Regions from separate parts of the Homo sapiens genome. Here region 1 is linked to region 2. Evidence: read pairs that join two places in POLR2A ChIA-PET (ENCODE). Cell type or tissue: K562. All regions are shown on one strand. Links, peaks and the distances in the headings refer to the core of each region. The heading gives the core; the rest is flanking DNA.

Region 1 (5,354 bases), core at 1-5,000, 560 kb before region 2:
CAGGTCGGAAACGCCGCCAGTCTTCTGACTCTTGCAGTGAGGAGCCTGACAGCACGACACCGCCAGCCAAGTCCCCCAGGGGCGGACCTGGATCTGGAGGCCATGGCCCTCTGCGCTACCGGAGCAGCAGCTCCACAGAACAGAGCCTCATGATGGGGTTGAGGGTGGAGGATGGTGCCCAGCAGTGCCTCGACTGTGGCTTGTGCTTTGCCTCCCCTGGCTCCCTGAGCCGACACCGTTTCATCAGCCACAAGAAGAGACGGGGTGTGGGTAAAGCCAGTGCCCTGGGGCTGGGGGATGGGGAGGAAGAGGCCCCTCCATCAAGGTCTGACCCCGATGGTGGAGACTCACCCCTGCCTGCTTCTGGAGGCCCACTGACCTGTAAGGTCTGTGGCAAGAGCTGCGACAGCCCTCTAAACCTCAAGACCCACTTCCGCACGCATGGCATGGCGTTCATCAGGGCTCGGCAGGGGGCTGTTGGGGACAACTAGTCTCCAAGGCCTGGGACTGACCAGCCCCTTCCTCTTGGAGCCTGGTTTTCCCTACTGCTGCCTGATCCCTCGGCTGGGGAGTTTTCATTAACATTAATATTTTGTTAATTCCTGTCTCTCCAACCTGAAGAAGAAGAGCATTTGAGGATTATTCTAGTTATTTGCAACCTCCCTTTGGGTTTGGCCCTGGAGTCCTAGTAGAGTGGACCCTCCATTCCTCCTTTCTGAGCCCAACACTAATTAATTTTATGCTCCTGCTGCAGAACCCCCAGTGTGGGCCTGGGGGTGGGAGGATGGGACTTAGGTATGCCTGCTAGACAGGTTCAGGGAAGGACTGATGGGGGTGTCATGGATGGACACACCTCTCCACAATTCCTTCAGGCATGGACTGGAACTTTCCTCCTCTAGGCCGGGCCCTGCCCTAGTGCCCACCCCCGCCCCCGCCCCCGCCCAACCCCAACTCACTGGCACTCAAGCCCCCTACCCCTGCAGTGCCTTTCACTTCTTTTTTTCCCCAGAAATCCGGGGCGGGGGGGTGGGGGGTTGGTAGGGATGAGTCCTGTCAAGGGGGCCACAGGAGAGGAGGGGACAGGCTCTCAGGAATCCTTTATTCTTGTAGTAATAATAATACTAACAAACAGTTGGGGAACTAGGGAGAAAACCAGACCATTAAAACTGTTTGTGGTCGAATCTCCATTCAGGCCTCTCTTTTTCTGTGACTTGGACAATGTGGAGTTGAAGCGGGTGAGAGAACATGGAAGGCCCGCCCTTCTCAGGGAAGAGGTGGTAGTGACCAAGACAGGCAGGGAAAAAGCAAACTTCTATGTAGTGCCTTTTGTATCTTGGACACTGAGGCATCCGTTCATACCTCATCACCCATCTCCCCCTGCACTCCCCCAGAAAACCTGGAAATGACACAAGTGGCTAACTAAGGACTTTATTTCAAACAAAAATTAAAAATAAAAAATTGAGAGCTCTTTTCCCTGGGTTTGGGGAAGGAGTCAGGGTAGGGAATTCCACATGGCTAGGCCAGTACCCTCAGTACACTGGAGGGCTGTGGGAATTCCCTTCCTTGCCCATGATGGGGAACCTCAGCAAGTGCAGGGCCCACGCAGCGCCCGCCAGCAAGGGGAGCTTGGGCCAGGGGTCGGTCCCTGGGAGGGGTAGGTCCCTGGGAGGGGTAGAGCTGGGCAGCAGCATGGCCAGTGGCCAACCACAGGATCAAGTCCTAAGTACCGAGAACCTACTCTTCCCCACTTCCTGGGCCCCAGAACGGAATAAGAGGATGGCCTGTGGAAAGAACCTCTGAGAGACCCCTACAAGGAGAAGAAAGGCCCCAGTGTCCCTCACATTTGTCACCTCTGTTTTCTGGAGGGCAGTGAGTCCTGGAGTCAGTCTGGTGGTAATACTGACACAGACCAGGAGGGGCAGGGAAGCCCCAACAAGTCTGGACCCCACAGCTGGCTCTCCCACCCCTCAGCAAGCTCTCGCAGTTACCACATGATCCTTCGTGTTTCTTGCCTTCCATTTCCCTTGGGTGGATGGTTGGGTAGGTGGGGTTTCCTGGTTTGGGGTTTCTCAGACAAGGGCCCTCTAGGGAGGGTGCCCTGGACCCCCCACCACTCCTGGGCTGAGGAGCGTGTCACATGATGCCGTTGGTGAGGTACTGGAAGCCGTCATAGAGTTTGGTGGTGATAGACCGCATACTGCCATCCACCATCTGCTCCACCAGCAGCTGCAGCTGCTCCTCAGTCATGCTCATGTGGAACCTCTCTTTGAGGTTTCGAATGGTGCTGGAGCCATGGAAGCAAGGAAGCTGAGAACCTGGGGGAAGCAGTCGGAGTTCAGGGTCATGGATGGACGGGAGGGGCAGTGGTGTCAGCCATAGCAAATACAGAGCTGGGGCATCTGAAGTGCCCTTTTCCTCCCACCTCAGGTCCTTGATGATGTGGGTGCAGTTCTGCTTGGGCAGAGAGAAGGAACCGGCAGGAACCCCTCATCACCCCACGCCTAAGCCCTTCTGTAGGTGAGGGCATGTGGGCAGAGGAAGGAAGGGGACCAACACCACATCTCCCTCAGTAAGGGTGGAGGGGCCCAGAGGGCAGGCTGGGAGGAGGCTGGAGGGAGTGGGCCCTGAGCTGGGCACTTATCTGGTTGCAGACCTCTGCCTATGCTACGTCTGACACTCACAGATGACCTGGGCCACCGTCATCATGGGGCCAGATGGGGATGATCCTGAGCAACGGCGACAACCTGTGGGGTAGGGGCAGGAATGGGGAGGAGGGGGAGACTGGCAGTTCAGACCTGGTATACACCTGGAGCCTTGAGGAGGGGGATGAGGACAGAAGGGGGTCCTGGGCAAAAGACTGTAGATGGCAAGACTGTAGTGGAAGGAGATAATGATGAGAGGGGAAATACTTCTCAGAGCTGAAGGGTGGCAGAGGACAGGGCAATCAGAGGTCATAGTGGAATGGAGAAGACAGATGGAAGGAGACTGAGAAACTCAGAGCTGGACAGGGGTGGGGAGGTGAGAAGGGACCAGGAGGCTGTAAATGGGCCTGTTTTCTCCCTAAAGATGCCAAGGAGGCAGGTGCTGCTATCCCCTTCCCCAGCCTTCTGGACTTAGCCTTACCAGGGTCAGGAGGAATGTCCTAAAGGAGAAACAAGGCACTGGACCAGAGCTAGAAACTCTCTGGGAACCCCCCTCCCTCAACCGAGTCTCGTGGGATCAGCTTTCTTATGCTCCAGGGCTCCGACTTAAAGGGGAAGCCTGAGGCACTATAGCACCTGACCTCACCCCAGCCCCACCTTGCTGCATGATCTCCACGATCTGCACCACCTTGTCCATGTGTTTCCGAGCGGCAATCAGCCCTTGCAGCATCAGCATCTTATAGTAGTTGAACATGTCGCCATCCAGGCCGCCCATCACCTGGAAAGGGAAGAGAGCGTTGTGTGCACAAGGGGTCTTACACCGGGGATGGTCCCTGTCCTGACTGGCCTACCAGAACTCCTCCTCCTCTTGGGGCCCTGTTATTTCCCCCTTCCTTATTGGGCAGGAAGCTCCCAGGAACTCCTGCCTCACCCCTAATTACTGCCTGTTCTGTTCATCCCTAATTTGCAGGGAGCCCATCAGCTCCCTCTCCCATGACAGAGAAAGAATACAATGACCCCCGAGAGGCACCTCTCCTTCTTGACTCACATCCACAAACTCTGTGGTCAGCTTAAAGGCTGACGTCTCAAAGCCCAGATTTCGGGGTGAGCTGGAGAGGATGAAGCCAAAGTCGATGTGGATGATGTGGCCTTCTGCGTCCAAAAGGATATTCCCATTGTGTCTGAGGAGGGGGAATAGAGGAGAGGAAGAGGCAGTAGTCAGTCTGACTGAGGCTGGAACCTTAAGCAGCAATACACTGGCCACATGACACCAGGGAGGGGGGTCCCCTGCCATGTTTCCTGCTGCCCGTAACTCCAATCTCCTGTCCAGTTTCCTAGGACCTAAAGCTATCAGTGGAAAGAAAGGAAATCAGAAAACTGCTAACAAAGGCTATGGGGTCTGAAATTGCTATTAATAATTTAATAAAAATAGTTTAAGATTCTCCCAATTTCCCAGAAATTGCACTTCTGGCACCCAAACTATCCCAATCTAGTAGAGAATCCAGAAGCAAGGAAAGAGGGCCTCTGAGGCTCCAGCCAGCTGTCACAGAGGCCAAGCGCTCTACTCAGGGGAGGCTCTATTCTGAGCCTGTTTACCTGTGGGTTATTTGTAACTCCTGTCAGCCCACTGCAGATCAGAGGCCTCACTGGAAGGGAACAACAACAGAAGCAAGCAGGCTGAGTGGAGCTGAAATGTAAAATAGCGTGGGGGCTTCAAGGGGTAAGTTTTAAATCACTTACTTAAAAAGTCTCAGGATGAGGCAGTACTACAGGGCAGCTGTAGAAGAGTTAAAGGGAGATAAATCCCAGGTCTTTGTGATTCCCACATGAATGGCCAGTAGCAGAAGGAACAATTAACATGCTAAGCATGTGAGGCCTGGCCTATTCAGCATAACTGGCCTACTCAGTGTCAATAGAGGCTTTGTTAGGCTAAGAGCTGATGGTCTGAGGGCCACCTTCTCTGGGGTTGGTTTGGCCAAAAGAGGAGGGACAAAAGGAGAACCTAGTCCAACCTGAGTTCTTCCCCACTCAGGGAAAACACTAAAGATTTAGCAATCCAGGCACAATCTTGTGAGCCAGAATGGTTCTAGGAGTTGTCATGGTTCAACCTCACATTTTACAGGTGAAGAAAACAGAGGCCCTGAGAGAGGAAGTGATTTACTTGCCCAAGGTGCCATAGCCTCTCTTTTCACTACCAGAGTTAGCTCCAGCTGGAAAGCTGCTTAGGACTACTTTTGAAGCAGTTAAAGAGATCCTAAAACCTGACTCCAGTATGGGGCCTCATTCATTGTTGCCACTTCTTTCCATTGGTTGATTCCATTCATGGCTCGACTATATCTATTCTTTTTTGAGGTACTATGAACGGCTTATCAGCTACCTGCCCTCCTCTATCCCTTCTTTTTTAGAGGATGGACTCTCATCTTCCAAACATACTAATTCCCTAAAGGAAAGCCCTGGGGCCTGACTAGTGCCAGCTTCCCTGCCACCCATTTACTCAATCCCAGGACTGAGCTCTAGGCTCCCTGGGCCCTGAGTTCAAAATCCTGACACTTTGAGATAGTCTGAAGCTTGCAATCAAATTCCTTATAAATAATTGCATTCTCGGCCGGATGCAGTGGCTCACGCCTGTAATCCCAGCACTTTGGGAGGCTGAGGCAGGAGGATCACCTGAGGTCAGGAGTTTGAGACCAGCCTGGCCAAGATGGTGAAACC
Region 2 (5,366 bases), core at 169-5,168:
CAGGCAGGACACCAAGTCAGAGTCTAGATTCCGGATCTTGCCCTCTTCCAAGTGTACCACATTCTTCTCAAAGTGGCCTCTCAGGTCTTTTGTCCAGAAAATTTTGAGACTTTGATGAGAAGCCCATATCTGCACACTGGGGATTAGGCCAGATAACCCTGTGTGTCCTTCCAGGCCTGGTATTGTGAGGCTGAAGCCTAGTGCCCCACACTCCCTTCCTCACCCCTTAGAGAAAGATAGAGACTCCAGGGCCAGCCTGGTGGGTGCTGAACCTGCCCTGCTGAGCCAAGCCCAGGAGGCAGCCAAGGTCCTACCAGTGACCTTACCCTGGGGGCCCCTCCAGGTAGGAGCCTGGTTGGAAAAGACAGACCGACTTCTTCTGGGTTGGCTGGAAAAAGATGACATACTCAAAGCCTTGTCCTTCCACTTGGATGCACCTGGTGAAGATGCGACAGTCACCTTTGTCTGGGGAGAGATAGGCAGTGTTGCAGCCGGAGAAGGGAGGGTATGGTCAGGATGCAGCACCATTTGGTTGAGTCTTGCCTCTGGTACAAGATTAAGGAGAGAAAACCAGAGGACACCAGGTCCACCCCCAGGGAGCCTTCCCTCTGGGAGCAGAGGCACAGTTGCTGTCCTCACAGAGCCTTTCTGTCTAGGGCAGAAACATGCAGGAAGTGCCCTGGCTGAGAATGGAGATAGGATCAGGGCCAGGGCAAGACTTTAAGAGACCATAAGCATTGAAAATTGAAAATGTAATTACTCATGTAACTCACATATAATTCAAAAGAATAATAGTAAACAGTAAAATAAGAGCAGAAAAGTCCATCAAAGTTCTGATTTTTTTTTTCCAAGACAGCTACCACTACTACATCCTTTTTTGGAAGTATCAAATTCTTTGAAAAAAAATTATGTTGGTATTCCTGCTTTGTTTGTGCCATAAACCCAAGGGTAGTCTGTCCCCTGTACCACTCCTTCATCACTAGGCAGGAAGACAACATATATGAGTGAGAGAGACAGGGAGATACACATGCGTGCACACACGAGTGCACACACACACACAAGAAGGTGGAAGCTCTATCATTAGGATCCATTAGGATCATTAGGTGTTTCAGGAGTGCTGCTCCAGACCCCGCACAGCAGGGATGATGTGCAGGGCCTCAGTGGAAGGGGTGTGGGGTCCAAGGGCTTTCATGGGGTTGGGGCGGAAGGCTTGGGATGAGGCTTGATAGTTAGGGAGGGGCAGTCAGTGAGAAGTCGGGGCAGGAGCTGGGCTGGCTGTCCTCCAGTGGGGACATGCTTGGCTGGGAGCGAAGGTGGGCCCACCAGGGTGTGCTGCTTCAGATGGGAGGAGGGGAGCTGGAGACCTGAGAGGACACCCGCCGCCTGTTGCCTGGGGCTGCAGCATCAGGGGTGGAGTTGGACAGCAGGAAGAACTCGCTGAGAACTGGAAGGCGGTCTGTGAAGTTGCTTCTCAGTCTTAGAACACAGGGAAGGGCGGCTGGGGTGTGTGTACTCATGGTCCTGTCCTTACCTGAGGAAACTGCCAGTCCAGATGGGAGCTTGAGTCCCCGGATGTGGTCTCTGTTGGACTTGAAGGAGGGCAGCTTGATCCAGCCGCTAGACTTAGTCTTCTCCAGAAATTCTTGGTACAGGCTCAGCATGTCCGAACACCAGCTGGCATTGGGAAGAGCATAATCCTTCAAGTCTGTCTTCTCTGGCAAGAATCTTGAGAACTGGGCAGGAAAAATCAGAATGACTAGACAGCATCCTGGAGGGGGGCTGCTGCCTGGGCTCGGGACCTCTAAACAGCTGTTCCTGGGTGCTGGGGCTTCTCAATCCCTTCTGCCAGAGTATCGATCCAAGGGAAAGGGCCCATATTCCTTGCAGGGGGGCTGCGGACCCCTATGGGTGACGGGGCATAAGGATGCTAAAGAGCAAGGGAAGGGCGGGCAGGGAGTGGGGCCAGAGATGATGGGCATGCTGCTCGATGTGGTGCCTTACCCTTGTTCTGCTTAAAACATGTGAGCAGTTCTTTAAAGTTGACAACTGCTCATATTAGCCTCACTGTACAGATGGGGAAACTGAGGGAATACGGCCAAGGTTGCCAAGCATGTGACTGTGAGAGCTGGTGGTCGCACTAGATGCTGTCTCCTCTGCAGGGCAGGGTCACAGTTGTTGAGGACCATTCTAGCAACCCCCACCTCAGGGGCTACTCCAGCTCTGCCCACTGCTGTGGGCCTGCCTGGGCAGGGTGGCTCCTTTGAAACACATTTGGGCCCCCACAGAGGTGTGGTGCCATGGCTGGGGCACAGACTATGTGCCCATCTGTGTGACGTAAGGAAGTCCTCTGTAGCGTCACCTGCTCATACACCAGTCACAACTGTAGACAGCATGTGAGCTGCTTGCCAATGCCACAGATGGGGTCCTCTGTCTGGGGATACCCCAGCTTTGCTGCAGTAGTCTGAGTCCCACAGGAGGAAAGTCATTTGTTGGTGGCCACACAAGACACAGAGCCAGATGCAGGTCTCCTGGTAGTTTTAGTTTTGAATGGGGGCAACTTGGTATCCCAGAGCACTTTCTCTTTGCCAAATCAAATAGCTCCTCCGAACACTGCCCACCTGCCCTGGCCATGGGCTGGGAAGAGGAGATTTGGGGTGCTCCTTAAGCCCTAGGCTCCTGGGAAAACACTGCCCATCTGGCTGAGCTGGGAACTCACCATGGAGTCTGTGGAGGATCCAAATGCTGAGGCAGGGTTGAGTCTGGGCAGGATACGGGGGGCCTCAAGAAGGCCTCTGTGGTGGCCAAGTCTTGCTGCCACCTGGAAGCATCTCCTTATCATGGCCAAGTGCAAGGATCCAGCCCTGCTTGGATGGAGGGTCTTGGCTGACTCCCAAGGAGTGCTTTCAGCTGCACTTGGGGCCGCTTCTCTCCCTTCTGTTGCAGGCTTTCTTTCAGAGAGCTAGGCGAGGCTGGGCTGGTGTGCTGCAACACCCACAGATGCTCGGCGCCTTTAGCTGGTCTAGGAGCCCCACCCAGTGCTTGGGGAGGGACAGATGCTGCTTGGGCATGAAAAGGCAGCAGGACTGGCTTGAGTTGCAAAAGGAGTAAACAAGTACATAAACAAATAGTATGGGGTATATAGAGCCTTGGAGAGCTGCCTGGGGGTTCTGAGGGAGAATCCAAGAATATTTCCAGAAGGATAAGGGAAGCCTGTCCCTTGATTGGAGGGTGCTGGTGGAGTGTTCTTGGTATGTGCTCTGCAGTGTATACCGGACTCTGAAAACTCTGGTATGATTTTGTGACTCAGAAAACCAACTCACAGGCCGGGTGCGGTGGCTCACGCCTGTAATCCCAGCACTTTGGGAGGCCGAGGCGGCGGATTACGAGGTTAGGAGATCGAGACCATCCTGGCTAACACGGTGAAACCCCGTCTCTACTAAAAAAAATACAAAAAATTAGCCGGGCGTGGTGGCGGGTGCCGGTAGTCCCAGCTACGCAGGGGGCTGAGGCAGGAGAATGGCGTGAACCTGGGAGGTGGAGCTTGCAGTGAGCTGAGATCTAGCCACCGCACTCCAGCCTGGGCGACTGAGCGAGACTCCGTCTCAAAAAAATAAAAATAAAAAAATAAAAAAAAAGAAAACCAACTCACAGCCTTAGACACCTCTTTTTTTTTTTTTTTTTTTTTTTTGGTGAGACGGAGTTTCAATCTTGTCGCCCAGGCTGGTGTGCAATGGCGTGATCTCGGCTCACTGCAACCTCCGCCTCCTGGGTTCAAGTGATTCTCCTGCCTCAGCCTCCTGAGTAGCTGGGATTACAGACACACACCACCACACCCAGCTAAATTTTGTATATTTTTTTTAGTAGAGATGGGGTTTTGCCATGTTAGCCAGGCTGGTCTTGAACTCCTGACCTCAGGTGACCTCCCAAAGTGCTGGGATTACAGGCGTGAGCCACCGCACCCGGCCAACACCTCTTCTTATATCCCGGACAAGGGTTAGCACAGGAGAGTTTCACCTGCTGGTCTCTGGCTGGGGATAGGAGTTGGAGGTGGGGGAGGGCTTGACAGGGAGGGCAGAAAATAATTTGGGAGGAAACAGCTTGGCAGGGATACTCTCATGTTTTGGGAACCCCGTGCCCAGGGAGTGGCTCATGTCAGCAGGCAGTGCTGGGAGTGAGGTGGGCGCGGCAGTGAGGCTTTGTTGAGTGGGAAGGGACACTCAGCCAACATCTGCAAGGCAGTGGGATTTGGTGGTGGTGTGTCTTCTATTGAATTTAAACTGCCAATTTTCAATTAAAAGTCTCAGTTTTAAATTGACTAAAATAAAAGCATGTTCTAAAGATCAGTCCTCGCGCAGTGGCTCAAGGCTGTAATCTCAGCATTTTGGGAGGCCGAGTGAGACCTTGTCTTAAAAAAAAAAAAATCAGAACTGTGCAAAGGTGGAATCATAACAGTGATGATGACGATAATAATAGTTGTGATGATTATGACATTTTGGCAGGTTCCAAAAGATGAAACTGATTTAATGCGGAAATTTAAAAGATTTGGTTCACCCTCTGTATTTGGTTGCCCTAGAAGAAGACTAGAATATAAATATTTCCCCTCACCTCCTGCAAAGGTTTGAATTAAACTTCCTCAAGGACTGGGGGAACCATTTTTTTTTGTTGTTGTTATTTTGTCAGAGTCTCACTCTTATTGCCCAGGAGTGCAGTGGCACCATCTCGGCTCACTGCAACCTCTGCCTCCCAGGCTCAAGCAATTCTCCTGCCTCAGCCTCCCAAGTAGCTGGGATTACAGGCGCTTGCTACTACGCCCGGCTAGTTTTTATATTTTTAGTAGAGACGGGGTTTCATCATGTTGGCCAGGCTGGTCTCAAACTCCTGGCCTTGGCTGATCTGCCTGCCTCAGCGTCCCAAAGTGCTGGGATTACAGGCATGAGGCACCACGCCCAGCTGGAAGTTTTTTTGGTTGATTCAGCCTCTGGGTCTAAGCAAAGATATTTGAGTTGGTTGCCATCCCCAGATAAGTGAGAATATCTGGCAGCACTCATTTTCAGCCCTGGGCCGCAGCCGTTGCTGTGAGGCAGAAATTAAAAAAAGATAGTAAGTACTACATTCATTCACTCCAAGAAAAGTAACAGACAAGGCTATAAGAAGGTCATAGTGACCTAGTCTGAGAAGTAAAAGCCAAGGCCCAGAATGTGGCAAGGCAAAGGTTAAAAAGAAAGGAAGAGCAAGTTTTTCTCTGCCTAGCAAGCTCACTTCAAAGACAATTATAAGATAATGCTCTTCGAGAAGTCGAAACCAAAGGAATAGGCTCCAGACATCCCCCGTCTGGAGCAAGGGTGAAGGAAAAAAAAAAAAGGACA

Evidence for each region. ChIA-PET counts read pairs that join two places held together with the same protein. Peaks named below come from ENCODE experiments on the same cell type or tissue, not always from the same donor. Only the 100,000 strongest peaks of a DNase experiment are listed, where the experiment ranks them.
Region 1: POLR2A ChIA-PET joins it to region 2 with 5 read pairs; 1 of 35 experiments calls an interaction of 5 or more read pairs at or near these places.

The regions. Positions count from the first base shown.
Region 1 is chr1:151,290,719-151,296,072 of GRCh38, forward strand. It overlaps ZNF687 (zinc finger protein 687), which reads left to right. Exons shown (of 9, transcript NM_020832.3): 9 at 1-1,458. The coding sequence ends at 491. It overlaps PI4KB (phosphatidylinositol 4-kinase beta), which reads right to left. Exons shown (of 12, transcript NM_001369623.2): 10 at 3,691-3,823; 11 at 3,300-3,420; 12 at 1,086-2,315. The coding sequence ends at 2,134. Among named protein-coding and RNA genes, the nearest start is that of ZNF687, 11 kb to the left of the region's middle. RefSeq lists enhancers at 1-239, 2,836-3,819, 3,820-4,804, 4,805-5,354 and a silencer at 4,335-4,629. In K562, for the core only: no CTCF peak of the experiment used is centred there; a DNase peak (open chromatin) is centred at 1,923.
Region 2 is chr1:151,850,727-151,856,092 of GRCh38, forward strand. It overlaps THEM5 (thioesterase superfamily member 5), which reads right to left and starts at 2,986. Exons shown (of 6, transcript NM_182578.4): 1 at 2,717-2,986; 2 at 1,532-1,733; 3 at 327-465. The coding sequence starts at 2,839. It overlaps C2CD4D-AS1 (C2CD4D and THEM5 antisense RNA 1), which reads left to right. Exons shown (of 4, transcript NR_152846.1): 4 at 1-809. In K562, for the core only: a CTCF peak has its summit at 3,022; a DNase peak (open chromatin) is centred at 3,015; H3K27me3 peaks cover 3,091 bases.